6 separate regions of the Mus musculus genome follow, and regions 2, 3, 4, 5 and 6 are each linked to region 1. Evidence: chromatin loops called from intact Hi-C (ENCODE). Cell type or tissue: heart. All regions are shown on one strand. Region 1 overlaps Usb1 (U6 snRNA biogenesis 1). Region 2 has its middle 24 kb from the start of Prss54. Region 3 holds the start of Ccdc113 (coiled-coil domain containing 113). Region 4 holds the start of Csnk2a2 (casein kinase 2, alpha prime polypeptide). Region 5 overlaps Cfap20 (cilia and flagella associated protein 20). Region 6 holds the start of Gm51585 (a long non-coding RNA gene).

Region 1 (5,000 bases):
ATATTTTAAGTCAAGAAGGAAAGTGGGTTGAAAGAGCTGGTTCATGGAGCAGCAAAGACATGCACAGGAAGGTGAGATGAGCCACAACCTAAATCTTAGGCTTCCTGTTGGATACTTCCTGCACCAACCTGTATAGTTTGTGCTCTCATGCGCTGCATTTTGTGCCCCTGTTGTCTCTACTGCCTCTTCCCAGGACCTTCATCGGGCTGGAGGTCAGTTCAGGGCATGCCCAGTTCCTGGACCTGGTTTCAGAGGTGGACAGAGCCATGAAGGAATTTGACCTTACTACTTTCTACCAGGTAATGCACAGGGCTGAGGTAAGGGAACAAAGATGGTTACGGTTTCTGCCACAGGGCTGCTGCTCTGCTAGCCCTGGAACAGAGCATCCTCAAAGAAGCCCCATCAGAGACAACTGAAGAGACCTCCAGAACTTCCCTGTGTGGAGGGAGCACTGAGTGCCAGAGCACAGGATTGGAGTTTGAGGTGTCTACCCAAAGTCCACCATTTCAAAAAGCTCCCATCCATCTTGTGATTTGTGCTTCTTCTCTGTAGAGTATCTGTTTAGCCTGTCTTTCCTAAGTAGTTGTTGCCAACACATAGAAATGACTCTACAGCTGTAGCTTTTCAGTCTCACTGTACCTTCCCTATGCCCTCCTGGGACTCAAAGTCCAGGCTGAGTGTCACAGCTGTAAAAGAACATTGATTCTATTCGATGTGTTTTTCAAAACCATGCCCAGGTATACAGTTAGTCTTAAATAGAGATAATTATTGTTTCTTCAACATTGTTGACATTTTGGGGTTTTGTTCATTTAATCTGAAAAGTATGGCCTCTGCTGGAATGTTCTAGATCAGAAAATAGAGTTATAGCCGGACATGGTAGCACATGCCTTTAAACCTGAAAGCTGGAAATCCAAGATTCAGGTGACTACATAGTTGGTTTCTGAGGAAGGCTTTGGCTGTCACTCGCTGTCCTTCCCTCGAGGATGGAAAAGAGTACACAGCTCTCTATACCCCCCATTTAATTTTTAATTAATTTTGTACTTATGGATGTTTTGTCGGCCTCTGTCTGTATACCATGTGCATGCAGTGCCCTTGGAGGCCATTAGAGGGTGTGAGACCCCCCTGGGACCAGTGGTACTTACATTCTTTAAGGAGATTTGTTAACCATCAGGTGGGTGCTGGGGATCAAACCTCTGTGCCCTAGGAAAGCCGCCATTGTTCTTAACCTCTGAGTCATTGCCCCCCACATCTTTTTTCTAAGGGCGCCACCCAGTGCCCTCATGAACCGTCAAATACCATTACATTGTTCTTAGGCTGTCACTGTTGTATTTGGGGGACAGGTACACCCCTGTACTGAGGAGAGGCACCAGCTATTATGTCTGTGTGGGCAGGGGACTTGGCTTCAGCACTGGGGCATCCAGGGATCCTACTGGTAGACCCAACAGGACTGTCATAGACCCGCTGTGGGGGGATGGGCCTGCCATGCCGTCCAGTGGTGGCCTAACTCCCAGCTTTTCTTCCCCAGGACCCCTCATTTCATGTCAGCCTGGCCTGGTGTGTAGGTGATGCTAGTCTCCAGCTGGAGGGACAGTGCCTGCAGGAACTACAGGTGAATTTCCAGAGCAGGGACACAGAGCACTGAGCTCCAAAAATGATGGGGAGGACAAATGACAAAGGGAAGGATTGGTACTTAAACCTAAACCTGTAGGAAACAGAATGGCAAGGCAGGAGACCCTCATCCCCCTCCCTTTGACCCAGCAGCAGCAGCTAGGAGCTGAGTAGTGAAATAGGTGCCCTGACCCCACCCTAGACTTAAGGCAGTAGAAGTGCATTTTAGCAAAATCTCTATGGCTCCGTGTGCCCTGCCTTACAACCCTGTCCTGTGAGGAGACTGGAAACCCACCCCTCAGCCTCAGCCATTTATCTGAGGTCAGAGGTTTGGGTGTGGCAGTTGGAAATGGAAGAAGAATGTCAGGTGCACAGAACCTCCAGCCCTCAGAACCTGTTGCACTGTGGGTCTGTTTTTGAGACAGGGTCTCACAGTGCCTCCTAGCTTGGCCTAGAACTCACTGTAGAGCAGGCAAGCCTCAAACTTGCAGTGTTCCTACTATCTCTGAGTTCTGGGATTTCAGGCCACCTGGTAGCCACCATTGTGCCACCATGCCAAGCCAGGCCACATTTTGACAGCGTGTGGAACAGGTGACCTTACTATCAGGGCCCTGGAAGGAGAATTTGCATGCAGTGTGTGGCAGCTGACGCCCTCCCCTGGCAGTGCATGAAGGCAGTCAGTAGTATGGCCCATTGTTGACAGCATTTCTGTTTTTCTCAAGAGAAGCCAGAAATCCAGATTTTTATGTACAGTCTTCTGATGTTCTGTGTTAGCAACTGATTAGGATTTTTGAAAAATATTTTACAAGTCAAAGTCCATGGGCCATCAGTCTCTGGGTACCTTCCCCTCAGCTTGATCATACTGAAGACAGCAAAGAGCTCTGATGTCCAGCTCCAGGAGCCTCGGCCCAGACCGAACCAAGCTTCACAGTAGTCACTGTCCCCAGGGCACTGTCCTCATCTGCAAGCTGAGGCAATAGGCCCCACCTCATACAATTGTAAGATGATTAGACAAGATGATGGTTGCCAAGCCCGGAGTTCTGCATGACCAGGGACCCTCTCAGAATTGCCCAGTGTACTGGACTGCTTTTGTTTGTGGTGCTCTGGGTCTGACTCCCCTTAACATAGCTGTCATCTCCCTGTTGCTGGCTGAAGGAAATCGTGGATGAGTTTGAAGACTCTGAGATGCTGTTACGTGTGCTGGCCAACCAGGTCCGCTGCAAGTCCGGGAACAAATTCTTCTCCATGCCTTTGAAGTGAGCCTTGTCCCGTGCCTCTCCACAAGCCGACTGAGATGGAGGAACTTGCTGCCATCTGTGGGATGCCCCAGCCAGGAGTCCTAATCCCACACTTAGTACTGATCTAGTGGGCTGCTCACTCTCTCCTGGTCCTTAGGTTGGTAGGCTGCTACTGTAATGTGCTCATTTCCAGAAATCACCAGTAGAGGGCAGCCCGGACCTCTAATTCTTCCTCCACTTTCTTAGGAAAGTCAAATGAGCCTGGCTGGGGAGCCCACCCACGCTCAGTCCCCACCGAGGTCTCTCCACTGCAGTAATCTATATTGATGCCCTTGGCCGTCAACCACTTTTTTAGATCCCTGTGTTCTGACCCACCTGTGTCAGACTGGGGCTTCCGTTGTCTGTCAGCCTCTCTTTAATCTCCTTTATTTATCACCTCGTCCCTTCATCCCGTCCTGTGCCAGGAGAGGTCATTTCAGGGCCAGGGCACAGGGTGCTAATTTGTGGTCAGCAGCAGTTTTCTTCATTCCTTCCTCCCACTTACCCAGCCAGGTGCCTGGGGAGAGCCCAGCAGATGCTTCATTTTGGCTTGGCTATGGCTGCTGGCCAGGCCTCCAACACCCATGACCCCTACTTTCCCCATCAGCTTTCCCAGAGATGCAAAGAGGCATCTTCCCTCCAGCCAGAGCACCCCTGCCCCTGTTGCTGAGCATTTTTCAAAGTGGGGGTGGGAAGTGGGGAGAGGGCCAGGGAGGCATTGGAGAATTTATTTTCCATCAAGCTCCTACCAGGGCAAAGAGCCAAACCTTTCTAGTTGTCATGGGGATTTCTAGTGATGGATGAAGAAATATTTTTTTACAGTTTTAAATTATGTTCAACAAATAAAATCTGCCTTTTTAATGTGGTGTCTTATTTTAAACTACTTCTACTTTAAAAGGTGAGTGGTGCCTCTGATCTCCCCTCCAGCTGTGTTTCACAGTCCAGGGGCTCTTGGGAGGCTCTTACGACTTCAAAGATTTTTAGGTATTTGTTTATTTTAGCATATGTATGTGTGTGTGCAGGCACACGAGTTCCGAGAACAGCCCTCGGGAGACAGTTCTCTCCAGCCTCTTCATGGCGGCAGAGCCCACGTGGCAGCCATTCTGACTCCAGCCCCTCTCAGGCCTTCTCCAGTGCCAGGCATGTATGTGGTACTTACTTATACTTCTCCAGTGCCAGGCATGTATGTGGTACTTATACTTGCAGGCAAAACACCCAGACCCATAAAGTTTTTAAAAAGTGGGAGCTGGAGAGCTAGTTCAGGTAGTGATGTTCTTGCTTTGTAAGTGTCAGGCCCTGAGTTCAGTCCTTAGAGCCCATCCTTTAGAAGCTGCCGTGGTACCAAACACTTGTAATCTCTGCATTGGGGAGGCAGAAAGACAGAAGGAACCCTGGGCTTACTTGACAGCCAGCCCCATCTATTTCTCAAGCTCTAACCAATGAGAGACCCTGTCTCAAATAACAGCATGGATGGCCCCAAGGAACAACAAACGCCTAGGCTTGCCCTCTGGCTTGCACATGTGCACAGCCGTGTGCACATGCATGTCTACCTCTGCACACACATATACAGACATCCCCCTACGCAAGAAAATAGGAAGATAGGGTTGCCATGTCTTGTAGGACTTCACCAGTGGCACTGGGTTTCAGCATGTCCCAGGGAGATGCTATCCTCACTCCTCCGACACAACACTTAGACTTTATACCAGATGACCTGTACTAAGCCCTTCCTAGGGCCTTCACAGCTGAGCCCGGGGAAAGCAACCTGGGTTGAGGTAATTACTATGGAAGAACAGTTACGTGGCTTGCTTGGGGACATGAGAACATCAGGACCTGACTCAACCCTAGCCTCAGCTTCCACCATGATACAGCCCAGCCCAGCCCCTCCCTTACCTTCTGCTCAGGCCTGTGCTCTGGCTCCCACTTTGTGACTCATGTCCTCACAACCCTGCCTTTTCCCTAGCCTTACAGAACACATTCATGCCTTGTTCCCTGAATGCCACCACACCTGAATCTACTGGCTTCAGCTGACCTGCTGTTTGGTGCCAGTGGCATCAGAAATCACACTGGAGAAGAAGCTAGGCATGTTCTCTAGCCTACAGGCACCATGGCAACCCT
Region 2 (5,000 bases), 250 kb after region 1:
AAATAAAACAAACAAAGGATTGAAGGAGGAAAGAAAAAAAGAAGCTAAGGAGAACATAATTCCTGTATATTCCATGTCCTGAGATGTCTTTTAGGAAGGATGGGCATATCTTTAAGGGTGAGTGGAGAATGTTCTAAGTGTCCATCAGTGGATCCATGGGTATGCCTACGGTGGACCACCCTTCAAGTTTTTAAAAAGAAAAACTTCTGGCCATCCACTGCCAATGTGGTAGTGGATGGATTTGGATGGATTTGGAGGTCACTTTACAAAATAAGGCGATCATAGCTGAGGGTAGTGGTTCACACCTGAGTTCCCAGCACTCAGGAGGCTGAGGCAGGATGGGTACCTAAGTTCAAAGCCAGGCTGAGCTTACAAACGAGAGAGAGAGAGAGAGAGAGAGAGAGAGAGAGAGAGAGAGAGAGAGAGAGAGATACCTATTAGCAATTACTTCCCAAGCTTTCCTCAACTCCAAGCTCTCTGGCAACTCCTGCAAGCCGCCTCCCTGACCCTGTCTGCACATCTGCCTGGATATTCCACATAAGTGGGTGCAGACATGGAGATGGAGAAGAGTCCCCGATAGGTCCAGGGTGATGGACAAGTATACACTAAATAGTGCTGATGGTCGCTGGATGCACTTAACACACCTTAAAGTGGCTGGAATGGTCTGTTTTATGTTGTGAACATTTTACCATCATAAAATTTAACCCCCAAGCTTGGGGGCCGGAGAGATGATTCGGTGATTAAAAGTAATGGTTGCTCTTCCAGAGGACCCAGGTTCGATTCTCAGCACCCACATGGCGGCTCACAACAAACTGTAATTCCAATCCAAGATAAGCTAATTTAACTAAAACAAGATTGGCCATTTTATTTTCAAAAATCAAGGTATAATTCAACAAAACCTGTGGAGTAAGAAATGATTTGGGGGCTGGAGAGATGGCTCGCCACTTAAGAGCACTGACTCGCTCTTCCAGAGGTCCTGAGTTCAATTCCCAGCAACCACATGGTGGCTCACAACCGTCAGTAATAGGATCCCATGTCCTCTTCTTGTGTGTCTGAAGAGAGTGACAGTGTACTCACATAAACAAACAAACACGGGGGCTGGAGAGATGGCTCAGAGGTTAAGAGCACTGACTGCTCTTCCAGAGGTCCTGAGTTCAATTCCCAGCAACCATATGGTGGCTCACAACCATCTGTAATGAGATCCGATGCCCTCTTCTGGTGTGTCTGAAGACAGTTACAATGTACTCACCACATATATAAAATAAATAAATAAAATCTAAAAAAACAAAAAAGAAAAAAAGAAAAAAACCAAACACATCTTTAAAAGCAAAAAAAAAAAAAAAAGTAAAAGAAACAATTTGGCTATAACTATGAATGTGTGGTTGAATTTTTTTTTTTTTTTTTTAAAGATTTATTTATTTATTTATTATATGTAAGTACACTGTAGCTGTCCTCAGACACTCCAGAAGAGGGCGTCAGATCTCGTTACGGATGGTTGTGAGCCACCATGTGGTTGCTGGGATTTGAACTTCGGACCTTCGGAAGAGCAGTCGGGTGCTCTTACCCACTGAGCCATCTCACCAGCCCGTGTGGTTGAATTTTAACAGACATATCTGGGTATCTCTGTGAGGTATAAAATATTGTCATGAGACTAGCCCATCTCCTCATTTTTCCTGATTTACAGACTAGGAAAGAAGAGGAAACTCCAGCTTTTCCAACCCCCTAAAATAGCTCATTTTGAAGCACTAGGCTACATAGCCTGTCTCAGAAGGAACTGCTCTGGAGGCAGCTGAATCTCTCCTGCAGTCTTACTCCCTTGGGCGGGTTAGAGCATAGCTTCTCCTGGGCCTGACAGGAGCTAAAGACAGTAGCACCCAAGAAATTCAGCTGATTCTAGAGTTGACTGGTTGGCTGTTTGTCCTGGTTGTTCTAAACATCATGGTACTCCCAAGTGAGGGATGTGGTCTGCTTTGGAGTACTTGGTCACACAAAAACAAAACCAAAAAACCAAAAAAACCAAAAAACTAAAAAACAAAAAAACAAAAAAACAAAAACAAAGATTCAAGAAAATTGCACTCACCTGAGTGTGGTGGCACAGGCCTTTAATCCCAACACTGAGGAGATTATTTTAGTGAGTTCGGAGCCAGCCTCATCTACATAGAGAGTTCCAGGACAGCCAGAGAATGTAGTGAGACTATGTCTCAAAACAAACAAACAATAAACCCATTATAGAACCCCAAGATTTTGGCTGTGATTTGTGACTCAGGGGAGTCAGATGTTGGGTGCGAGTCTGGGCATCTGGCTTCTGTTCAGTCCACGTCTCCGGTGTTCCAGTGCGAAGCTCGGTGATTAAGAAGCTGTCCATCTGTCAGCGGTAAAGAGTAAATAACGTTGTAAGCGAAGAGTCCTGTTCACGCTGCAAATCCTACTCAAGTTGTTACAAAAACTCTGGACAAACAACGAAGATGGGAGAAGCACGTTGTCACCTGCTCTTTCACGGAGTCCTCGGTTCTGCAGCTTAGCCATTCCTTCAGTTCACTGGGGGTCTCTGCTTTAGAGACTGCGCTGGAGTTTGCTGCAATGATCATTTTGGACGGTAGGAGGCGATGTTGCCCACAACATTCCAAGTCTTCTCCAAGGGGCAGCCTAGCTTCTACCTTCATCCATAGCAAAGAAGCCGCTATTTAGATAGATAGATAGATAGATAGATAGATAGATAGATAGATAGATAGATAGATAGATAGATAGATAGATAGATAGATTATATAGATTAGATTAGAGAGAGATGCTCAAAGCATCTGGTCCCCGTTTTTAACAGTGAAAAAGAAACAGAAGGAGAGCTTTTGTTCACTGGCTGATTTCTCAATGTTTTTTCTTCTCTTCCCTGGTGTCAGATGGTTTCCATTTGCCTCCTTTCTAGTAAGGCTGTGGCAGCCTCCCCTGTGAAAATAATTATCAGATCAGACTGACCTAGGGAGAAAACATCTGTGCGGCCGTGACCATCCCTGGACGGCAGAGCCTAGAACATGATTTCTCCTAGCTGGGGCCTTCCTGCTGCATGTGGCTTCCCTCACAACCTCTTGCAGACTGAGCAAGCCTGTGTGGGACCCTTTTCCAGGCCCAGCGTCTGCTTTTGTATTGGGCTCAAAGGTAAGATTTCATTTTGTAGAATTCTCTGTTGCTACACGCACCAACCCTCTAAAAATTAGACACCCTGGTGTCCCAGAAAGGCAGCAAGACATTAGATGCCAAATATCTAGAGAAACAAATTAAGTCGGTGAAGAGAAAGCCCTTGGCAGACGTGGCATTTAATTAAGCTTTGCTTCACTGAAGTGTGTACTCCTAAGTTAACATTTGTAAGCTAGTATTCTCAATGAAGTTCAAAGACGTTCAAGTTTCATAGCAGACAACTGTAATGGCAAGCTTTCAGACAGAAGACTAGCCAGCACACAGCCCTTTCCACAGGTGACAGTTTATTTATATTTTTTCCTTCCGCACGGTGAAAAACAGTTGTCATTGCGTATATTGGAAAGCCATGACTCGTGGGGCAGGAGGAGACAAGAGAAAACATCTGGAGAGGATGAGTCTGTCTCCTGAGAACAATACACATTTGACTACTTAGATTACACACACACACACACACACACACACACACACACACGAAGACTTTAATCTCCACCTGACTGGCATGTGGACAACCCCGTGGCTTCTTGGGGGTGCTTTCTCTTGTTTTCTTACCTTTCTCAAAGTGACTCCATTCTAGCCCTGTGCTACCTAGTAAAGCAAATACCAGGGAGCATTTGGGAGCCTGAAATATAGATAGAGCTGAGATGGGTTAACTCTCCTTTTCCAGAAGCAGAGGGACTGACTCCTGCCTCACCTGTGGCGGCACGGCTGGGGCCAAGAGCAGCTGGTATGGGTTTTAATGTGGAGTTTTGGCCACTGCATCCCACACCGCAAAAGCCAGCTTAGTTGTCCTTTGACGTCTTCAGACATGCTGTAGCATGGCTGAGCCTGCACTCATACGCATGCGCACACATGGCAACCGGCGACCGCGGCATGGCAGCAACGCCGCCCACCGTCGGTGACAAGAAGTTGAACTGCAAGCTGATGTTGGTGGTACATACACATCTGTAATCCCAGATACTTCGAGAGCTAAGATGGGAGGATTCTCAGTTCAGTGACAACACAGTTTTTCACCTCAATTTTTCAAGAAGAAAAGATGGCGTGTTATTTGTCCTAATTTGTGATTTATATCATAAGGTACTGATTTTGGTTTGCTTGGGCAATATATTTTAATCATTATCTGGTAACATTTATCCAACTTTTATCTTTAAAGTTCCTTGTGTAGCTCAGAAAAAAAATTCTTCTGCACTTCAATATTTGAAAAGCCTCCTTTAAGTGGCTGCGGGTGTGGCTGATGGCGATGGCGAGGATGAGCTGTAAGCATGAGGCCCTGGCGGAGGTCCCCACCAAGACAAAATCAGTAAGGAGCATCGTTTTACTGCATATCTCAAACATTTTAATGGTTTCATTATATTTAAATATTTGATGCATTTGGAATATAATTGAGTCTAAAGTAAATTAAGGTATTCCTCCTTTAGGGAACCTCCCAAACTCTTGGAGTTCTTATTTTTCTTTACTGTATTCATATACTTTGGGGGAAAAGAGAAATTAATTTAAGTCAGGTGTGGTGGCATTTCACGATAGCCCTGGTACACAAGAAGAGGCTGAGGCAGAAAGATTTGTTTTTTAATTTTGTACCTCGATCTCTTTGGCCATTAATTTAAAAAAAATATATATTTATTTTATATATTTGAGTACACTGTAGCTATCTTCAGACATGCCAGAAGAGGGCATCAGATTCCATTACAGATGGTTGTGAGCCACCATGTGGTTGTTAGAATTAAACTCAGGACCTCTGGAAGAGCCATCAGTGCTCCTAAATGCTAAGCCATCTCTCCAGCCCAAGGAAGATTTTTAAATTCAGGGCTATCTTG
Region 3 (5,000 bases), 190 kb after region 1:
GAACCCAATACAATGGGATATTATACATATTTAATAATGAGGGTAAACTACTAGGTTGGTTTAAGTAAAACGTAGACTTTTAAATTTTATTATATATTCTTTCTGTTTACATACTGTCAAGCAGTATGCTGTGTCGTACAGGCAGCAGCTCCCGCGGGTTTCTGTTTACCCAATCACTGCCGCATATCACTCTCTGGGGTTTGATTTAATCTTGGGAACTTTTGTTTATCATGGCTGTGAGTAAGTTAGGCTGAACTATGAATATTTATACCCTTTAGTCCAGGAATGCAGTAGGCCGCCTAACTTTGTGTAAGTACACTCTATGGTGTTTGTCCAATGATGCAATGGTCTAACGACCCATTTTTCCAGAGTGTTTCCTTGTTGCTAAGCAACACAACAATGCCCGCTTGTTTGTTTGTTTGTTTGTTTGTTTGTTTTTGAGACTAGGCCTCGGGAAGCCCAGGCTAACGGATACCTCAATATGTGCCTGAGGAGAACCTTGATCTCCTGACTCTCCCGCTGTGACTCTCTCACCTGCAGGGCTTCCTACAGGTGTCTCACAGGGAATTGAACCCACCCCCACCCCTCACCCTCACCCCACCCCATGAAAAGCTAAGAATGAAAACCAGCCACAGGCGGGCTTCGTCAATCTGCATCAGACTTGGGGAAAATCTAATTTCAGTTGATTCATTGTCAGCCTATTTAAAACAGAGTACAGCCTGGGAAAAGGTTTCCAGGCAACAGTGGTCCAATCAGTCCAATTCCAGGTGCACAATAAGCCTTAAGGTGTGTCTTTATAGAAACGCCTTTATAAAGGGCACGTGACCAAGAGGGTGGGTCCTATAACTAAAAGCCCTAGAATTGGGCTGGGGGAATGGCTTAGTGGTTAATAACACTTGCTGTTCTTCCAGAGGTCCCAGGTTCAATTCCTAGCACCCATAGTGCAGCTCACAACTGTCTGTAACTCACCTTCCACGGGATCCAACATGCTCACACAGGCAATCATTGAGACAAAACACCACTGCACATGAAGTAAAAATAAAGAAAATAAAGAAAAAGCCTAGAATCTACTGCGGTCTCTGACTTCTAGTCTCGAGAGGGCAGAGTCTGGGATAATCATTCTGGGGAATTTGGAGGAGGTCTGCCTCTATAGCAAAAGTGTGTGGGGGGTCTGCCTCTATAGCAAAAGGGGTGAGGTCTGCCTCCACAGACCGCAAAAAGATCACCAGGTCATTAACAAGATCCACTCTCAGCTTTCTGGATGGAATGCAGGTGTTTTTGTCTCCTCCATTAAGGATACTCTCCTGCCTGATTAACATTCCTGGTTCTCTTCTCTGTGAGTACAAGGACCTCCGTGGCCCCAGCACTAACCAATGCTGGGATCCCATGATGGTACGCACACTCAGCTTGGTTGTGTGCACATGTTATCTTAACCACCTTTAAGTGTACCCAAAAGTGCTGTTGCTGTCGCTATCCCAGCCTGTAACTTGTTTGGGTTTCTGATATCTCATTAAAGGGCCCAAATTGGGCTGGTGAGATGGCTCAGTGGTTAAGAGCACCGACTGCTCTTCCAAAGGTCCTGAGTTCAAATCCCAGCAACCACGTGGTGGCTCACAACCATCCTTAACAAAATCTGATGCCCTCTTCTGGAGTGTCTGAATGTACTTACATATAATAAATAAATAAATAAATAAATAAAACTTTTTTAAAAAAGGGCCCAAATTGCCCCACATTACCCCAAAACACTAAAGACACACGACACCTTTAGGAACTTGTCTTGATACCTATTTTAAAAACTTAGTCAGGGGCTGGTGAGATGGCTCAGACTGCTCTTCCGAAGGTCAGGAGTTCAAATCCTAGCAACCACATGGTGGCTCACAACCATCCGATCACGAGATCTGACTCCCTCTTCTGGAGTGTCTGAAGACAGCTACAGTGTACTTACATATAATAAATAAATAAATAAATAAATAAAATCTTAAAAAAAAACTAGTCAGTTTCTCTTTCTCTTCGAGTAATGCAGTTCGAGTTGCAGTAAATGAAATGCAGTAAATGAAAAAACTGCAGCTTCCGTGTGAGGCAATGACCACAGATTAGAATCCTCACTACACCACGGGGCAGAGACTTATGCGAGTCGCTGCTAGCTTTCTGGACCTACGGTTTCTGGCTAGGAGGATGAATAGTTTTTTTTTTTTAACAGGGTCCATGCAAAGATTTGCGTGAAATAAGCTTAACATGATGCCAAGGACCGAGAAGACATTGGGCAAACCGGAGCTGTTGTTGTGACTTCCAACTGAAGAGCGATTCTCAGAACAGTGAGATGGATTAGGCATCTGAGTAGGCAGGCAGGCAAGCAGGCAGCTTTGCTCGATCTCCACCGCGAGGTGCAAGGGAGGGGCCGCATCACCCAAAGCCCCACCCCTATAAACAGCGTTCAGTTGTCTAGGCAACGCGCCTCAGGGTCGCGGCCGAAGTGAAGCGGGACAGCTTACTGAAGGCTCTCAAAGCACCCTAGGCTGAGTGATGTCTGAGGAAGACTCGGACAGCGTGATCACTGACTCCCAGGCGGAGGAGGAAGGCGAGCTGCCAGTCATCCAACTGTGCGGGCTGGTAGAGGAGCTCAGGTACTGGCACCGTGAGGGCGCCATGAGTCTCTGAGGCCTGGGCTGTAGTTTGCAGACTACTCATATCTACGCAGAGCCCCGCGGGCACACATCGCATTACAGTGGAGAAAGAACTTGTGTTTGCCTAGTTAGCTTTGCTGCTTGCCTGCTCCTGAACTGACAAGCCACTGATGGAACCCGGACAGGGTGGAGGGGCAAGGGAGCCGTTGGCCTTGAAAAGATCAGACAGGATTTAGTGAAGCTAGCGCTTTGGCTTGGTGTCTTCCTGGTGCTGGGAAGCCGCCTTCGAAGTCTATATCAGGTAGCCTCCTAAGCCGGTTTCCAAAGTTAGTATTAAGATAAACATTAACATGGCGGCGGAGTGAAAACTAAGCTATTGAAATGATTTGCTTGGGGCCTTGTGGGCTGAATAAGGATTTAGGCGTGGAGATGGACTGAGGAATGATTGGCTCAGGGCTTTGTATTTTCCACAGTCTGTTTTCCATCTTCCACAGTGGGTTATCTGGATATGAGGATTCCATAATGTAGATGAGAGTCAGTGTACAATGTATTGATATTATACAGTATTCTGTTTCCAGCGGCCAGAAGAGGTGTTGGTTCCATACATCTGTAAATAGTTCATACCAGAGTGGAGGGATTATTACTAATTACCATTGTGAGTGTCTGTCATATACCATGATCTTGTATGTGAAACAGCCATCCCCAGAGGTACATGTTTTGTGAAGTTTCCTTGTGAGTGTCTATAACTGCCAGTCTTGTATATCGGCCGGCCATCTTAAGAGAGAAACGCATTCTGAAGTTTTCTTCCTTAAGATCCTGCATCAGAGATTCAGACCCGGGCCCATGGAAGGCTCCACCGAGAATACAATATGTGCTGAAAAGACAAGACGTAATGGCTTTCCTGTTTTCTATTTGGCTTCTGTACTAATCTCATAATTTAGGAATTAGTTTAACAGTATGTGTAGGTCTCAATGTCACCCTCTTTCGTACATATGTATGTGAGTATGTGCATGCAGTGAAAGGGGAAAGTTTTGGAACTGGAGATATAGCTTTAGCCCCTGCCTAGTATTCACAGGGCTATGGGTTCAATCCCAGTACCCACCTCCCCCTCCACAACACACATTAAAGTTGGGCATGGTGGCTCGCACCTTTAGTGCCAGCGCCAGTGAGGTAGGTGGAGTTTTGTGAATTCAAAGTCAGCCTTGGTATACTATGACCAAAGCAACTTAAAGAAGAAAGCATTTAATTTAGGGACTTACTGAGCCAGAGGGTTAGAGTTCATGATGATGATGGTGGGAAGAATGGCAGTAGACAGGCAGACATGGAGCTGAGAGCATTCATCTGACACACAAGTACAAGGCAGAGAGCAAGTGGTGACTATGAATGGCCTAGGCTTTTGAAACCTCAACGCCCACCCCCCAATGACACACCTCTTCCAACAGCGTCACACCTCCCAATCCTTCCCAAACAGTTCCACTAGCTGGAGACTAACCATTCAAATACGTGAGCGTAAGGGGGTCATCTCATTCAAATCATCACACCCTGCCTCTAAACAAACAAACAAACAAACAAACATAAAAGGCAAGATATATATATATATATATATATATATATATATGAGAAGTAGTTACAAAGTCCATAATCTTGGCATATACAAGACAAGCTAGATATGTTATCTCTGCTTGTTTAAAAACCACTGCTCAAATATGTCTTCCGTTTATGATAAACATGCAATGGAATTTCTAGACTGGAGGCTGGTGGTAAAAGAACAGAGAACCACAAGGCAAGGGAAGTATCTAGAGATGGTCGGTGGGTGTGGATAGCCTCAAGAGTGTGGCCATTCAGAAGAACCTTTACAAATGAGTTAGATGACATCTGAAGATGACAGCAACTGTCATCAGTAGAACAGCAGCACTCTGAATCTTGTGGCTTCTTAGACTCAATAGCCAAGAGATCTAAGATACTCTAGCAGAACTACGTGGCCCAAAGCTGACCTCAGGCCACAGAACCCCACGCCACTACCCTTAAAGAAAGGTGATGTTATTATACCTGTTGTATAGGTGAAGGTGAAGAAAGGAAGGTACCAGGAACACCTGTGTCTTACAGGCCATGGGTGGCCAATGATGCACTAAATACTGATTATTTGGGGGGTGCTATTCACAGAAGTCACTTATGTGCCTTGTATCTTGCAGCTATGGAAACTCTGCTCTCAAAACAGAAACAGAGATGTTCGAGAAATATTACTCTAGACTGGAACCCAGGGACCACCGAATGACACGGTTGTCAGATATTAAAATAACAGCAGCAGAATTTTCACAGGTACACGATGAAAGGTGAACAGGACTTCATCCTGTTGGCCTCCATAAATGCATATTG
Region 4 (5,000 bases), 140 kb after region 1:
TCCTACGAACCACCCTCTCGAACAACCTACAAAGCACTATTGAATCTTCAATCACCTGTACAGAAACTTGGCTGACTCTTCATGCTCATTAAGATCATGTCTTCATTTGAGTGATAACAAAAGCCCTATCATTATCAAAGCGAGAGGGCTAGTCTTGCCACAGAGACAAGTTTTGTTCCAGTTATTATTTCAGGGGCTAGAATGTACTCTTCTGTTGCCCCAGATCTCTTAGCGGCTGGCTTGCTATATCCAGCCCACCTGAAACTTTACTGCTACATGAAATGAAAATATCAACTGAGGGAATTGTCCTGAATTTTTGGCTTTAAACTTATCTCTGAGCAGACTCCAGTTTTGTTTTGTTTTGGGTTTTCCGGACTTTTTCTGGAGTAACTGGGAGCAGAGAGTAACGAGTACAGATTTAGAATCCCTACAGTTGACAGATTCTCCATGCAAACTCCTTCCTCTCTTGCGAATACCTCTTTATTCCATATCAGATACAGTCCCCCCTCACAAGCTTTGTTTGAGAAGTTCAGAATTCACACTTTAAATGTTCCTGACCTACCAAACTCAGAATTAAGACCAGCCCGCACATTTTCTCAAAAGTTCACAAGGAAAAGCATGGTAGGAGTCCTGTAGGAGATGCTTATTCTGGGATAGCTGGTTCTTTTGCCCTGTGGGGGGAAAGGTTACATGCCACCGTTGGCCACTCACCTTGAGAATTTTTACAACCACCCTCTCATTGTTGGTGATGTTAATGGCCTCAAATACTTCACTATACTTGCCCCGACCAAGTTTTCGAACCAGTTGGTAATCATCTTGATTACTGTGAAAGGCAAGAGATATACATAAATGCCAGGATTTGGGATTAAGCAAGCCTCTGTCCACCACACATCCATCCGCCATCTCCAACTAATCAAGCATTCGGAAGTATTCCTACCATCACACAGCAACTCATTCTCTTAAATGAGAGCCACACAGAAGCTTGGCTCCCTTCACTCTGCAGAGCTCCTAACCTAACTGACTCTTAACAAGAAGAGGAATGGGCAGCTACAAGGCCTCAGGAGCCATTAAGGGGACTAAGGGAAGCATCCCCCCTGGTGGTACTGGGGTGCCCTGCCCGTGGCTCCACGGCACCTGCCTCCCATTTCACACCTTCCAGGGGGCACTGCCCGCTCTAGACAATCTGCCCCTCTTCAAAATGACCCTCCCACCCAGCCTCATTTCAGAAAGTAAAGAGGTAGAGATTTCAACAGCTCAAGAGGACAGCCATGGACTTCCCAACCCATAGGAAGCCCAAAGTCTGAGGAGGAAGGGCCGCCCCCACCCCCGACCCCACGCTTCTCCCCACCGGCGGCTGAGCCGGGGACCGAGGCAGGGCGGACAGGAGAGGCCGGGGACACGTGCGGCCGGGGCCGGGCCTCCCTGCCAGCCCCGAGGCCGAGCGGCCGGCGGGTGCGGTTCGCGCGTGGGGCGGCCGGCGGCGGCTTTACCCCCAGCTCGGGACGTGGGCTTCGTAGTCCCAGTACTCGCGGCTCCTCAGGCTGTTCACCTCGGCGTAGACCCGGGCCCGACTGCCCGCGGCCGGGCCGGGCATGGCGGGCGGGACCGGGGGGCGCCGCGGGGCGCCGAGGGCGGCGGCGGCGCGGCGCGGGGCGCGGGGCGGCAGGCACGGGAAGCGGCGGGCCGCGGGCTGCCCAAGCAAGAGGAGGAGCGCGGCGGCGGCGGCGGGCGTCCGCGCCAGGCCGGGCCCGCGGGGGCGGGCGGACGGACGGACGCTCGGGCCGGGGGGCGCGGAAGGCGCCGGCCGAGCCGGCCCGGGGCCTTCGGCTGCCGGAGGGACGGCGGGGTTCGTGCTCCGCGGAGGCCTCCGCTCGGCTCGCGGCCCCCCAGAGGCGGTGGTGGCGGCAGCGGCAGCCACCGGTCGGGAGAGGGGCAGCGGCAGCGGCGGCGGCGGCGAAGAGGGAGGAGGAGGAGGCGGAGGAAACCCGGAAAAGGGGCCGCACTCGCCAGGAGCGGCCGCCGCCCAGCCCCGGCCCGCCCCGGCCCACAGCGCCCCCTACAGTGCGGGGGGACTATGGCCGGCGCCCGCCCCCTCAGCGAGCTCGCCACCCTCCAAGCAATGTGGCCGGCTGCCTGCCCAACTGCAGGCCACCCCCCAGAAGTCTCTACCTTTGACTGCCGCCGCGCTTAGCATAGTTCCACTGTCCAGTCACCTCGTGTCCACCCACCACGACCTCCCATATTGGCCCTGAGCTGACTTTCTTTGAAACCCAAGAACCCTCCCCTCAAACTGTCCCCCTTCCTCACTCCTCTTCCCACTCTGGACCCCACCCTGCCATCCACAGATCCCTTCCTTCAAGAGGAAAACCAAACTAGTCCTAAAGCTACCCTCGCCTCCCAATTCCCCATCCAGATTCCTCCCTGAGAGCCCACTGAGCCATCCTTTGGGCCACTTGCTTAAACCAGAGCCCACCAGATAGTTTCCCCATAAAGTTAACTGGGTTTTTCCCCCTTTGTATTGAACCTGTAATTTGTGGATCATACTTTGAGAATGTAAATATCCATTTTGTTTGTTTGTTTGTTTGGGAGGAGGGAGAGCTGGGGAGTGAGGACTTCTTGAACAGTCTTCTCTCTCATTGATGTCCTGGGGTCCCCGGCTATCTTGTTTTCCTGTTCATATTCTTTAACAACAAGGATCTCTTCTTCCAGCCCAGGTTGCTCTGACTCTAAACTCCCCCTCTCCCTCCCCCCCACACACTGTTTTCTAGATGAGGCCACGTTTCCTCTTTCTTCACATACCGAACTATCGAGGTTCAAGTCCCGGTTCCATAGTTTGCAAGGAATGCAGATTTGAACCAATGACTCAACGTCTCCGTGCTACAGATTTTGTAGCATCAACCCAGCACCGACTTCACAGAGCTGTACAGAGACTAAGGACTGCTCCATATTAAAACACTACATGTTCCCGCTGTTGTTAAACTCTACACCTTTCCTTCCCTGAGAATAGCGCATGCCCGTCTTTCAGTTTCTTCTTCTCTCTGAGCTTGGCCACGGGGTACCGCTGCCACCCCACAAATGACTGGCTTTCTTTTTCAAATCTCACCTTAGAGGCCACTTTCTCTGAAGTTGATACTTCTCTCAGCGACTCCTCCATGCCCTTCGTAAAACTACAGCTTGGCATGAGTCCTCTCCTGGTTTGCCATCTGTCCCCTCCCTGTGAAAACAATGTGAAGGCATGACTAGGGCTGGGTGATCACCACCAGGTCACTCAGTGTCTGCCGGGCAGGAGGCCTTCAGTCAACACAGTGCTCTTGGCCCACGGTTACCATGCTGGTTACAAAGGGGACCCTGAAGGTCATATTATGCATGGACCAGCTGACTTTCTGTGTGACGCACAGAGAAAGGACACACCACTCATCACATTGCTGTCAAAAAAGCTCAACCTGCATCCAACCAGACACGGCCAAACTGAGGGACAGTTCAGCAAAAAAATCTAGTTCACACTGCTAAAAAATAACAGTGTCACAGCCAAAACAAAACTTGAGGTGCTGCTCTAGAGTAAAGGAGACTGAGAGCGACCCCTGAGGCTGCACACTGTAATCCTACCTGAGGAGTAGACTGTGGGTTCAAGGCCAGCCTGAGCTACATAGTAAGATCTTGTTTTGTTTGTTTACTTTTTTGTGGGGGGATGCAGTCAGGTGTGGTAGTGCATTTTGGTAACCCTGGTACTTGGGAGGTTAAGACAGGCAGATCAGCATGAGTTTGATGCCTGTCTATCTGGACTATGGAGTGAGACCTGTCCAAAATAAAAAATAAAACAAACCATTCAGAAGCCTAGAGAGACAGACACACTATTTCTACTGCCCTTATCATTCAAAAGCAGCAAAGAATATCCAAAATAAATAAATGGGTCAGGCCAGGTGGGGTAGTCCATGACTGTTAGCCTAGCAGTTGGGAGGCTAAGGCAGCAGCATAGCCTAGATTCTGTAATGTGCTTCAGGCCAGTGTGGGTTATGTAGACTCTATTTCAAAAACAAAAGACAACAAAAAAGCAAAAGCAGGAACTGTGTGTGTATGTGTGTGTGTGTGTGTGTGTGTGTGTGAGAGAGAGAGAGAGAGAGAGAGAGAGGAATACACTTATCTCTGGGGTAATTTTAATATGGGGTGTATATTATATATTACCAATGTTTTTGTTTTTCCCAGACAGGGTTTCTCTGTGTAGCCCTGGCCATCCTGGAACTCACTCTGTAGACCAGGCTGGCCCCGAACTCAGAAATTCACCTGCCTCTGCCTCCCAAGTGCTGGGGATCAAAGGCGTGCGCCACCACTGCCTGGAAAATACCACTGTTTTAATGCTAACTTGAAGCACATGAGCTTTATATTGGGGTTAAACAAGAAAAGCCCTTTGGTTTTAAAATTTTCAAGTGTTGAAGGATGAACTGTTTTAATCTCCACAATGTATTCTCAAGTGGCTCTGTAGAAAACCAACAAATAACAAAAACCCATGGGTTCCCAAGGACATGACCATCCATGGAAAGAAGGAACCACTGGCTGACAATTAATGACATAAGCCAAATATCCGCAAGTACTGACTCAGGCACCGTAACGCCAGGACCCTGGAGGCGCAAAGGTAGGAGAGTCATGAGTTTGAAGTCCACCTGGGTTTCATAGCAAGACCTTGTCATAAAAGAAAAAGCCCACAAATTTGCAACTTTGTGCAAACTCTAACACCTTCAATAAAACAAGAACTGTGGGCTGGAAAGAGATATAGCTCAGGGGTTAAGATCAATGGCTGCTCTTCCAGAGGACCCAGGTTCAATTCCTAGCACCCGAATTGCAGCTCACAACTGTCTGTCAATGCCAGTTCCGGGGACACGCACGTAGCCAAAACACCAATGCACATAAAATACATTTTAAAATTTGAATGAAATAAAGCATTTAGCGAACACATGGACTTTGACCTTGATTCCAAACACGGCACCCCCTCTCAATCTCCTTTT
Region 5 (5,000 bases), 84 kb after region 1:
GAAATTCAATGGACTAAAAGAGACAAAAAAAAATAATTAGGCTCTCAAGTCTACTATCGCTAAAAGGCAACTGTTGCCACTTATCCAACATTGTTTCAAATCATGGCCTCAGTCCTAACACTTCCGAAAAGCTCTCCATCCAGAGTCAACAAGAGGTCTTCCCAGCTCAGAAAGGCAGCCAGAACTCACAGAAGGAAGTGCCTTTCTGACCTTCTCTAGGTTTACAGCTTACAAGTCTTACCCACTAAGTCCTTACGAAGGGAACAATGGCTTCCACAGCATGCAGAGGCCAACAGAGGGCGCTAGAATGCACTCTAGCATTCCTAGGTCTCTCCTCAGCCTGATTTGTTAGTGAATTACCATTTCCCCCTTTCAAGGCCCCTTTCAAAGGGTGGAAACACAAACAAGCTGGAAAAATGGAGTGGGGTGCAGATGATGATCCGGGACGTGAACACTCAAGGACAGGAGGCTTCCCAAAGCCTGCTCTGGGAGAAGGGAGTGGTTTCCACCCCTCCCCTCTAGAAATGACTACATTAAATTACACAGGCAGCCCGGCTGTGGTAGTACATGGGTGGGAACCTAGCACTTGCAAACTAGGATGGTCTCAGTATGTTTTGAGGCTAGCCTAGCGTACATAGCAAATGTAAGGCTAGCCAGTGCTATATAGTAATCCCGTCTCCAACAAAAACAAAACAAAACTAAACAAAACAAAACAGATGCAGGCTAACACTGCCTTTCAGGAAGTAACCCCATCCTCCGGGAAGCTTCTTGCAAACACATGTGGTAAGATGCATGTCCCCAGAAAGAGTTAACTTCCTTTCCTCGGCCCAGAGTTCACTGAGCAGACCTGGCCTTGGATGAAGATAAAATGCGGTCGATGCATTTAGTGCTCAAGGTTTCACTTTACTTCTTCCTCTAATTAGCTTATGACTAATTCTTTCATGATATATGCTCACCAGCAGAGTGTGGCCATGAACATTTTCTTGCTTTACTATCCTTTCACTAATATTTAAAATCATGGGCTGAAGCAATTAAGAGCACTGGCTGCTCTGGCAGAGGAGCCCAGGTTTGGTCCTACCACTCATATGTGGCTCCTAACCATATTACTAGAGTTCTGGGGATCTGATGTGCTCTTCCAGTCTCTGCAGGCACCTGCACTCACTTGGTAAGCAAAAAGGCAACCAAGTACGTACACATGACCATGCACACGCACACACACAGGCACACAGGCACACACACACACACACACACACACACACACACACACACACACACACCCCTCAGTCTTTAAAGTTAGTGTGATGAAGGTACACTGCTGGATGTCTGCGGTGTGCTTCCAGAGAAGTTTATGAGAAAAGACCCACCCTGAATGTGGGTGGTATCCATCCATCTTCTGTTCTGACTCATCACTGAATAAAAAGGAGAAAAGATAGGGGCCAGAGAGATGGCTCAGTAGTTAAGACCTGTTCTTCCAGAGGACCTGGGTTCAATTCCCAGCACCCACATGGCAGCTCACAACTATGAGTAACTCTGGTTTCAAGGGATCTGGCACCCTCACACAGATATCCATGCAGGCAAACACCAAATGGACATAATCAATGGACAAAAAAAAAGGTAAATAAACCAATGGACATAAAATAAAGATAAGTAAAAAAGTAATGCAAGATTAGTGTCAGATTTCTCTGCTCATTGATTCCTGGTCTTCATAGATGACCCAGTTGTCTGTCCCTGTTACCATGAACTTGGCCATATCTTTCTCCCTACTCCTACTATCTCCTCCAAGAGCCAAATAACTTCCTTACCTTAAGTTGTTCTGCCACAGCAGCAAAAACAGCAACAAAATTAATATCAGCATGCAAAGTAGCAGGCTTAACAGGCACAGTGGCTGCACTTAGGAGACTGAGGCAGGAAGATTGCTTGTCTGTGGCTACCTTAGGCTTTTTAACTTCAGATATGCCTGGGCTACATTGTAAGACTGAGTTTGGATCCTCAGCACCCACATAAGAGCTGGGGAAGGCAATCACACTGCCTATAACCCCAGCACTGTGAGGTGGGGCTAGGCAGACAGGCAGATCTGGGTTCAATGGCTAACCAGCTTTTGCCTACCTCCAGCCTCCACAAGCAAACACGTCAGCACATACACTCCACACATATGCATGCACACAACTACCCAGAAGTACTCAAAAAAGGAAAAGATGAGTGGATTTCATAATGACATGCAAATGCCATCATCTTGTATTCTTAGTCCTCCCTGTGAACCTTGACCCCTGCTATCCTACACATTAAGTATGTGGGGGCTTTTGAACCCAAGTTACTGGCAATTAGAGATGAGAATGATCCCCAGTATTACAGACACCAAAGGAGCAAACCTTAAGCTCATCTCACAGTGTTCTCCCAGGCTTTTCATGGTTGCTGGGCAACTAATAAAGAACACTGATTTCCCTCTCAGTGTGAGCCCCAGGGAGGAGGGTCAGGATGAGGGAAAAATAATACTACAGGGATCGGGAGGAAGCTGGCCAATCTCCACAGTTCTACAGAGTGATTCAAAAATAACACATTAGCTGTACCAGTCCCACTCGGCCCCCCTCCCCCACTTTCATTTTCTGGCTCCACTCACTCATTCTGCAGCGGAACCCTCAGCTATCTGGCATGTCCTCTTAATGACACATGTCCCAATTTACATTAAGCCCCTAAAGCTGTCTACTGCAGTAGGAAAGTCTGCCCAGGGCCAGGGGCCTGGCTCTGAGTCAGAAAACAGGCAGAGGGAGCCCTCTGTGGGAGACTGGTCAAAGCTCAGGCTCAAGGGACTTTGGGCTACTTACCCAGCTGACAGTAACTCCAGACATCTGCAAATGGTCCGTCCCTTCAGTTACCCTGGGCACCACAGTGTCTTTCTCTTTCTTTGTGCTCTGCTTTCCTTCCTTCTTTCTCTCTTGCCCTCGCTCACTTTCTTTTTTGTTTTTGTTTTTGTTTGTTTGGTTGGTTTTTTTTTTTTTTTTGGTTTTTTTTCAAGACAGGCTTTCTCTGTGTAGCCCTGTCTGGAACTCACTTTGTAGACCAGGCTGGCCTCGAACTCAGAAATCTGCCTGCTTCTGCCTCCCAAGCCTCGATCACTTTCTTTCTCCCTCTTTCTTTTGATTCTTGGTTTCTCTGTGTAACCCTGGCTGTCCCAGAACTCACACCGTAGACCAGGATGGCTTCACATTCACAGAGATCTACCTGGCTACTAGGATTAAATGTGTGTACGAGCACCACCTTGCTCACAGTGTTTCTTGAAAGGGCACAAGTAAATGAAGCTCACTGCTTTCATCCTGTTACAGTAAAAGTTATCAACCATAGAAATAAAGACCACGCCTGGGAAAGTGAAAATCATTTTACTCTTTCTATCCAAAGGCACTCAATTCCATTCCTGGAGGCCAGACAGACTTAGTACACATCAGCAAGGTTTATCAATTTAAAAGTCAGGGTCTAGGGTCAGCAAAGTGGCTCAGTAGATAAACCTTACTGCAGCTAAGTCTGCTGTCCTGAGTTCAATTCTTGGACCCACGTGGTGAAAGGAAAGAACTGACTCCTACAACTTGTCCTTTGACTTCTATGGACACAGGCAAGAAGATATGCCTGTGTGTGAGTGTACACACACACACACACCAAAAATGTAGTGACTTTTTTTTTTAAATTCTGGAGAGGGTCTTTATTCTTCCTTAAAATAAGAAATGGGGACCCAGTCATTATGACTACTTAACAAGATCAACAAAAGACTCTGATACAGTCACATTCCATGGAGAAACATTAGCAGCTGGGAGGGAGGAGGAGAGAGCAGCACTCACAAATCAGCCCAATGGGCTTCTAGTAGCAACACAAGCCAGTGCCGTGGGCAGCCAGTGCCATGGGCTCCCAGTGCCATGGGCAGCCAGCGCCATGGGCTCCCAGTGCCATGGGCAGCCAGTGCCATGGGCAGCCAGTGCCATGGGCTCCCAGTGCCATGGGCAGCCAGTGCCATGGGCAGCCAGTGCCATGGGCAGCCAGTGCCATGGGCAGCCAGTGCCATGGGCAGCCAGTGCCATGGGCAGCCAGTGCCATGGGCTCCCAGTGCCATGGGCAGCCAGTGCCATGGGCAGCCAGTGCCATGGGCAGCCAGTGCCATGGGCTCCCAGTGCCATGGGCAGCCAGTGCCATGGGCTCCCAGTGCCATGGGCAGCCAGTGCCATGGGCAGCCAGTGCCATGGGCAGCCAGCGCCATGGGCTCCCAGTGCAGCAGCAAAGCCGACTGACACTCACGCAGTGCAGTGCAGGAGGAGCAACATTCTTCGTTTTATTTCTGTTTTGAGACAGTACATCATTAAGTCACCCTAGCTAGGATTTGCTATTATGTTCACCAGGCTAGACTCAGACTCCCAGAGACTCATCTAATTAAAGTTGTACCCATCCAGCCCTAACATTCTTAATAAAGGTAGTCGGATCTGTTGGTTCCAGAAGTAAAGGGACATTAAAGAACCTGTTGATTTTTTTCTAAGCTCTTGGTCTGAAAGCCAACAAAGATCTGTCTCAGCTCTTAACTAAGTCCCAGTGTGGGGACAGGAGGATGAAGAGGCTGGGAGCTGATAAAATGACCCTGTGGGGTCAAGGCAAGCATCAGAGGCACTGCTACCTCTGCTCTGTGACCAAAGACCAAGGAAGATGTGGGTGAAGGCCAGGAGCACCAAGTGCGTGCGGGAGGTTTTGCGTGCAGAGCGCTTCATGGCCTCCATGCAGCAGGAGCCTGTCTCTAAGGAGGGAGTGGAACCGGTGAGTGAGCCTGGACAACTAGTTAGTCTCAGCGCTGCCTCAGTGCCACATTAGAGGTTTAGGAGAGGAAAAGCCAAAGGACAATGACTACATCACCTTAATTTCAGAAGCCTAAGCAGATGCTACACCTAATCTTTCAAGATCGTTTTTCATAGAAACCAAATAGGCATTTTCTCTGTGCACAAACGCAAAAGTCAGAATAGTAAATACTTGTG
Region 6 (5,000 bases), 350 kb after region 1:
CAGGGACTGACCGGGACCGACCGTCCCTTCACTCTCTAGGTGGTATGGTGCTCTAGCATGAACACTGAACAGGTCTCTTCCAGCCTCACCTCACTTCCCATCACTGTGGAATGAGACAGCAGAGTAGGCACTTTACAGGCTGGGAGATAGATGCCTTAGAGGCCGGAGGAATTGGGGCCAGGCCGCGGTGGCACTCGCCTCTGATCCCAACCCACTTCAGAGTGGACACCCTTCTCTCAGTTCTTATCCACGGCTACAGGGGCAATGCCTGAAACCAGTTATTATGCATATTTTGTAAGGGTCTTACAGTATCGCAGGATGGCCTTGAATTTACAACCCCTCTGCCCTAGCTTCCCCTCCACCGTGTGTAATGTGCAGTCTCCCAGGCTCTTTCTGTGGGGCCTGTTTATATCTTATACCTGGGATGATACTGAATGCTTTGTAGCGGCTTTGGAAACACTTATCACCTGGGTTCTACATGTGCCGTGACAAGCACGTAGCATCAGAGGACAGCTCGTGGGATTCAGTTCTGTCCTTTGCCACTGCGCGTTCTGGAAACTAAACTCTAGTTGTCTTATTTGGTGGCAAATGGCTTTACCTGCTGAGCCACCGCACTAGCTCTGTTAGCTGCATTTTATTGTTATACAACATTTCCCCATGAAATTGAAAATTATCTTAGTCAAATTACCAAAGTAATGTGTGAATCTCGTAGCCCATTGGTGAACTTTTGGCTGCTTCTGACTTTTCTGTTGACGGTGACACTGGAGAGCATTCCCAAAGCTAAGTGAGCCATTAGTCACCCCCTGGGTTCCTTACAAAGTCTCCCTTGTTGATTGGGACTTGCTGAATCTGACAATATGAATATTTAGAATACCTTATCTTTTGGTAATTCACATTGGCTACACCCCAGCTGTGTCCTCAATCCGTGGTTTGCGCCTTTTGAAGATTTTTCATTCATTTTTGCCAACCTGACCCTCAAGAGAACAAAGGTGTCAGAGATGATATAAGTATTTTAATTAATTTCTATTTTATGTGCATTGGTGTTTTGCCTGCACATGTGTCTGTGAGGGTGTCAATGCCCTGGACCTGGAGTTATAGACAGTTGTGAGCTGCCACGTGGGTGCTGGGAATTGAACCCAGGTCCTCAGGAAGAGCAGCTGGTGTTCTAACTGCTAAGCAATCTCTCCAGTCTAGAATACCTTATTTTAATCTGAATGTCTTTGGGTATCTCTCTGTGTTTTAATGAATGTTTGACTCATTTCCCTCCTGGGTATCTTCTGGCCTCTGCCATCATGCCCAAGTGAGACAGACACAGTACTGCCTCTCCTGTGCGCGCGCGCGCACACACACACACACACACACACACACACACACACACACACGTGTGCGCGCACAAGAGAGAGAGAGAGAGAGAGAGGGAGAGAGAATGCCGAAATGTGTACACACGTGTATAGATGTGACCCTTTCTCTCTAAAAGGTCAGACGTTTCTGTGTCTGCCAGAATCAGGTCCGGGACCCTCTGGTGACTGCCGGCTGAGATCACATGTGTTTTCTGTCCTAAGCCAAGCCCTGTTCAGGTTCCAGGAAAGAGAGCTTTCACCTCCCATCCTCTTCAGCTTCAGTCTACCAAAATCTCTGCAAGCAACTCTGAGCTGCTCTCATCCCATCTCTTTCTTGCCTCTCCATTGAGCCCTTTTGCCTCACAATAAATGCAGGGTTTTGTTTAGAACCTTCAAGGTTCCTTTGCTGCTTAGTTTTGCAAAACATGACTTTATTTGAAAAACAAATACAGTATAATAGTCCTTGGTACAAGCAGATCTTGGTCCCCTGGGGACAGCAGCCCTGCCCTGTGATGTCCTCACCCGGCAGCTTCAGAACAAGGCCCAACCTCGTACTCCCTTCCTCCTAGGGCTTCTGCTCCACGACGTGACCATGGCAGGGCTGCAGGAGCTGCGATTTCCTGAGGAGAAGCCCCTGCTCCGCGGCCAGGATGCCACTGAGATGGTGAGTCGCCCCTTCCAGGTCCTGGGGCTGAGCGCCACCTTGTGGTGAAATTGGAAATTGTGTGTTCTTGTCTTTCCTGTTGTCATGGACCCTCCCTGTGAGAGCTCAGAGCTACCCAGAACTGATGTTCATTCCCTGAGAAATGTGTCAGGGCCAGCCAGCCTGAGTGCCCAGCCCATGTCGCTGGGTATGGTCCCCGCTCACCTTGCTTTGCAGCTGGGAGAGGCAGGAGCCCAGAGCCTTCCACCTTTAGCTCCGTGTTTCCTTTCCACCCACCTTCAGCTTCCTTCCAGAAGAAGCCGCAAGGATTGGGATCGGATGGATGGCTTAGCCAGCGCTCTGGGGAATCCCAGCACATGAGACCATAGCCCTGCCCCTGAGAGCATGGTCTGTCCTTCCTTTAACACATAACTCCCAGGTTAGTTGAGGGTAGCTCGTGAGGCCAGAAGTGAACGTATTTGGCAAGCTCTTCAACCCAGGTTCATCCTCCTGCTAGGATGCCTGCGGGAACCTCCTTCCTGCATCCCCACTTTTCTCCTTGCGCAGTACAACCCTTTAAAGACACACAATAATAGTCCTATGCAGCCCTATCTGTTGTAATGGGGAGACCCTCCCCAGAGCTCAGAACCACCCTAAACTGACTCTCCAATGTTCATTCTTGAGGCTGGGGGATTGCCTTCTCTTTACCCTGCCTCCCTCCTTCCCTGCCTCCTTGAACCTTTGAGCGTATCTGCCATATTCCCAGGTGCTTCCTCTGCTGGAAGACATTAGCCCAGGAATGCATAGAACAGGCTGTCACACCCTGACCCTGAAGCCCGGGCTGGCCTGTTCTGTGCCCAGGTCTCTCCAGCCTCCTGCAGCACATTGCTATCCCTTTGTCCTGACTCACAGTCCTTTGCTTCCAGTTCGTGGCAACCTCCTTCTTCCTTCTGCTCTACCCAGCCTCTCACTTCCTGCCACCGGGGCCATAGCTTGCCTCTCTGGAGTTTGGATCTGTGTTGCAGTCTCACGAGGAGGTCTCAGTCCTTGAGTCAGCACAAGGTTCTCACTGGGTACCCAGTGGCCTCTGCTTTTCCCAAAGGGGCAAAAAAAAAAAAAAAAAAAAAAAAAAAACCACCCAGTGCAGCCTCCACGTGACTCCCAGCAAAGTCCTTGAGGTGTCAGCTAGCTTTACCTTACATTGTCTTTGGGAGCTGCCGTTTCTCGACCTGTGATGCTGGCAGAGTCTCATAGCACCCTGAGTGCAGTGCCTGCCTGACCTCTATGTTCTGAGTGGCTGTAGTTTGCCAGGTACACATTCTTGTTATCCCACGATCCACCCTCCCCCCACCCCGCCCCCATAGCCATGGTATCCACAGCGGGGGGGGGGGGGGGGGGGGGCTTCAGTTAGTGAGATAGAAGCAGCCCAGGAAAAGCATCTGTACACACTTTTTTTTTCCTTGCCTTTATTCCCTTAACAGCAGAGTATAGCAACTATTTCCATGACATATGTCTTCTAGAAGGTGTGTTCTGGGCAACCCAGAGCCGATTTAAATTGTGTGAGAGGAGAATCGTAGGCTCTGGGCAAAGAAAATGCCATCTCAGAGAAGTGGGCTCTGGTACCTACAAAAGACTCTGTAACCAATGCAGAGGCGGGAGGGTGACTATATTCTATATACATCTCGACCTCTATAAGCCACTTTAGACTAGCTCTCCCTGAGGACTGCAGAGTCCTGGGATCTGTAAGGTGCTGCCTGCTCCCTCTCTGCACCCCGCTGGTCTCCACACTCTCCTGGGCTTTCCTAGCATCCCGACCCTCTCCTGCCCTTTGTTTTGATCTCATATATACCTCCTATGGCGCCCAGGGATTCATGTTGGATTATTTCTTTCTGCTATCTCTTGGCTTGTGGACCCCATCCCTCCCACACTCCTATCTCCTGAGCCCCCAACATCCCGAGAGCACACTGCACACCCTACCATTATCTGCCTCATCCTTTCTGTCAGATTTTGTTTTTAACAGAACCGCCTCCCTCCTTCCCCGATGTAATTACCTTCCCACTTGCTCTTCTGTTTGGTGAGCTTGGTGAAGGGCTCCGTCATCAGTGAACAGCCCTACCCCCTTCTGCCAGCAGCCCCCCTTCCTGAGGGGTTCCCAAAGTGGCTGCCCTCCCTCCCTTGGCCCCTGTCGTTCCTCCCAGGCCTTGGAAGAATCAGTGGGTCTCACTACAGAGCTGAGGCTGGCCTTGGACTTAAGATCCCCCTATTCCACCCTCCTGAACGCTGGAAATACCTGCAGTGCTATGTGGGTGTGTTCTGAGCCGTAGGCCCCTCATTTGTGAAGGCAGGTTGTTCATTTGATCAGCCTGTGTTCAGGAGCCCACTCTAGTCCAGCCTTTACATGACCAGATACGGTCCCCTCCTCAAGGTACCAGAGGCAGGACAGGCAGGGATCAAAGATGCATGCCACTGACAGTTTGACATTGACCCAAGGTTTGAGACAGTAAAGTGGGCAGTGTGGCTGGCCTTGACAACACCTAATATCCATAGGTCAGGACAGTGAACAGGCCTCAGCTTACCCACCCAGCCCTGGGCGTGACAGTCATAGTGCTTCTTGGCTCCTTCATCCTCTTCCCTTATGTGTAATGAGGCAGAGATCTCAGTGCTTTCTGCCTGTGGTGCAGCTCTGAGTCTCCCCGTTAACCCAGAAGATAGAAATCCTTGCACCGGGTAACCTGTGAGTCACTTCTGTTAGCATGAATGTAGACTGGGGATCAGAAGATGGGTCTGCTCTGTGCAGAGCCCTGGGAGCTGGGTTAACTTGCCCCCTTTTGTTTGTTCTCCTTAGGATAACCCTGACGCCTTCCTCTCAATTGTGGACACAGACTGGAAGGTAGGTTGGGGTTCAGCCTCTCAAATATGGGACCCATATCTGTCTGGACTTCTCTCCCACTGGGCTGGGTCCTAGAGGAGAGTAATAGCCTGTCCATGTGTCCCAGTCTCTGGTGGTGAGGGCAGGG

Evidence for each region. Peaks named below come from ENCODE experiments on the same cell type or tissue, not always from the same donor. Only the 100,000 strongest peaks of a DNase experiment are listed, where the experiment ranks them.
Region 2: a loop joins it to region 1, with 4 times the contacts of the local background. A loop is called at or near these places in 11 of 42 quality-filtered maps.
Region 3: a loop joins it to region 1, with 2.9 times the contacts of the local background. A loop is called at or near these places in 6 of 42 quality-filtered maps.
Region 4: a loop joins it to region 1, with 3 times the contacts of the local background. A loop is called at or near these places in 5 of 42 quality-filtered maps.
Region 5: it touches region 1 in a loop (5-fold over the local background); 33 of 42 quality-filtered maps call a loop at or near these places.
Region 6: a loop joins it to region 1, with 12 times the contacts of the local background. A loop is called at or near these places in 17 of 42 quality-filtered maps.

The regions. Positions count from the first base shown.
Region 1 is chr8:95,343,764-95,348,763 of GRCm38, forward strand. Usb1 (U6 snRNA biogenesis 1) reads left to right here. Exons shown (of 7, transcript NM_133954.2): 5 at 194-299; 6 at 1,526-1,609; 7 at 2,764-3,750. The coding sequence ends at 2,868. Among named protein-coding and RNA genes, the nearest start is that of Mmp15, 6.0 kb to the right of the region's middle. In heart, CTCF peaks have their summits at 1,101 and 3,050 (motif pointing right); a DNase peak (open chromatin) is centred at 3,068; H3K27ac peaks cover 253 bases.
Region 2 is chr8:95,597,486-95,602,485 of GRCm38, forward strand. It overlaps the pseudogene Gm31518. Among named protein-coding and RNA genes, the nearest start is that of Prss54, 24 kb to the left of the region's middle. In heart, CTCF peaks have their summits at 2,573 and 4,851 (motif pointing right); no DNase peak of the experiment used is centred here; H3K4me3 peaks cover 457 bases; H3K27ac peaks cover 1,297 bases; H3K27me3 peaks cover 311 bases.
Region 3 is chr8:95,531,649-95,536,648 of GRCm38, forward strand. It overlaps Ccdc113 (coiled-coil domain containing 113), which reads left to right and starts at 2,452. Exons shown (of 9, transcript NM_172914.2): 1 at 2,452-2,624; 2 at 4,817-4,943. The coding sequence starts at 2,524. In heart, no CTCF peak of the experiment used is centred here; a DNase peak (open chromatin) is centred at 2,513; H3K4me3 peaks cover 943 bases; H3K27ac peaks cover 739 bases.
Region 4 is chr8:95,486,854-95,491,853 of GRCm38, forward strand. Csnk2a2 (casein kinase 2, alpha prime polypeptide) reads right to left here and starts at 1,967. Exons shown (of 12, transcript NM_009974.3): 1 at 1,491-1,967; 2 at 712-823. The coding sequence starts at 1,594. In heart, a CTCF peak has its summit at 2,077 (motif pointing left); a DNase peak (open chromatin) is centred at 2,058; H3K4me3 peaks cover 1,930 bases; H3K27ac peaks cover 1,553 bases.
Region 5 is chr8:95,427,505-95,432,504 of GRCm38, forward strand. All of the region lies in intron 1 of Cfap20 (cilia and flagella associated protein 20), which reads right to left. Among named protein-coding and RNA genes, the nearest start is that of Cfap20, 4.9 kb to the right of the region's middle. RefSeq lists an enhancer at 1-810. In heart, CTCF peaks have their summits at 295 (motif pointing right) and 2,781; DNase peaks (open chromatin) are centred at 277 and 2,617; H3K4me3 peaks cover 1,990 bases; H3K27ac peaks cover 3,580 bases.
Region 6 is chr8:95,695,285-95,700,284 of GRCm38, forward strand. Ndrg4 (N-myc downstream regulated gene 4) reads left to right here. Exons shown (of 17, transcript NM_001372423.1): 2 at 1,910-2,004; 3 at 4,829-4,873. It overlaps Gm51585 (a long non-coding RNA gene), which reads right to left and starts at 3,063. Exons shown (of 2, transcript XR_003947588.1): 1 at 2,209-3,063; 2 at 1,751-2,042. In heart, a CTCF peak has its summit at 2,040 (motif pointing left); a DNase peak (open chromatin) is centred at 2,067; H3K4me3 peaks cover 237 bases; H3K27ac peaks cover 771 bases; H3K27me3 peaks cover 2,938 bases.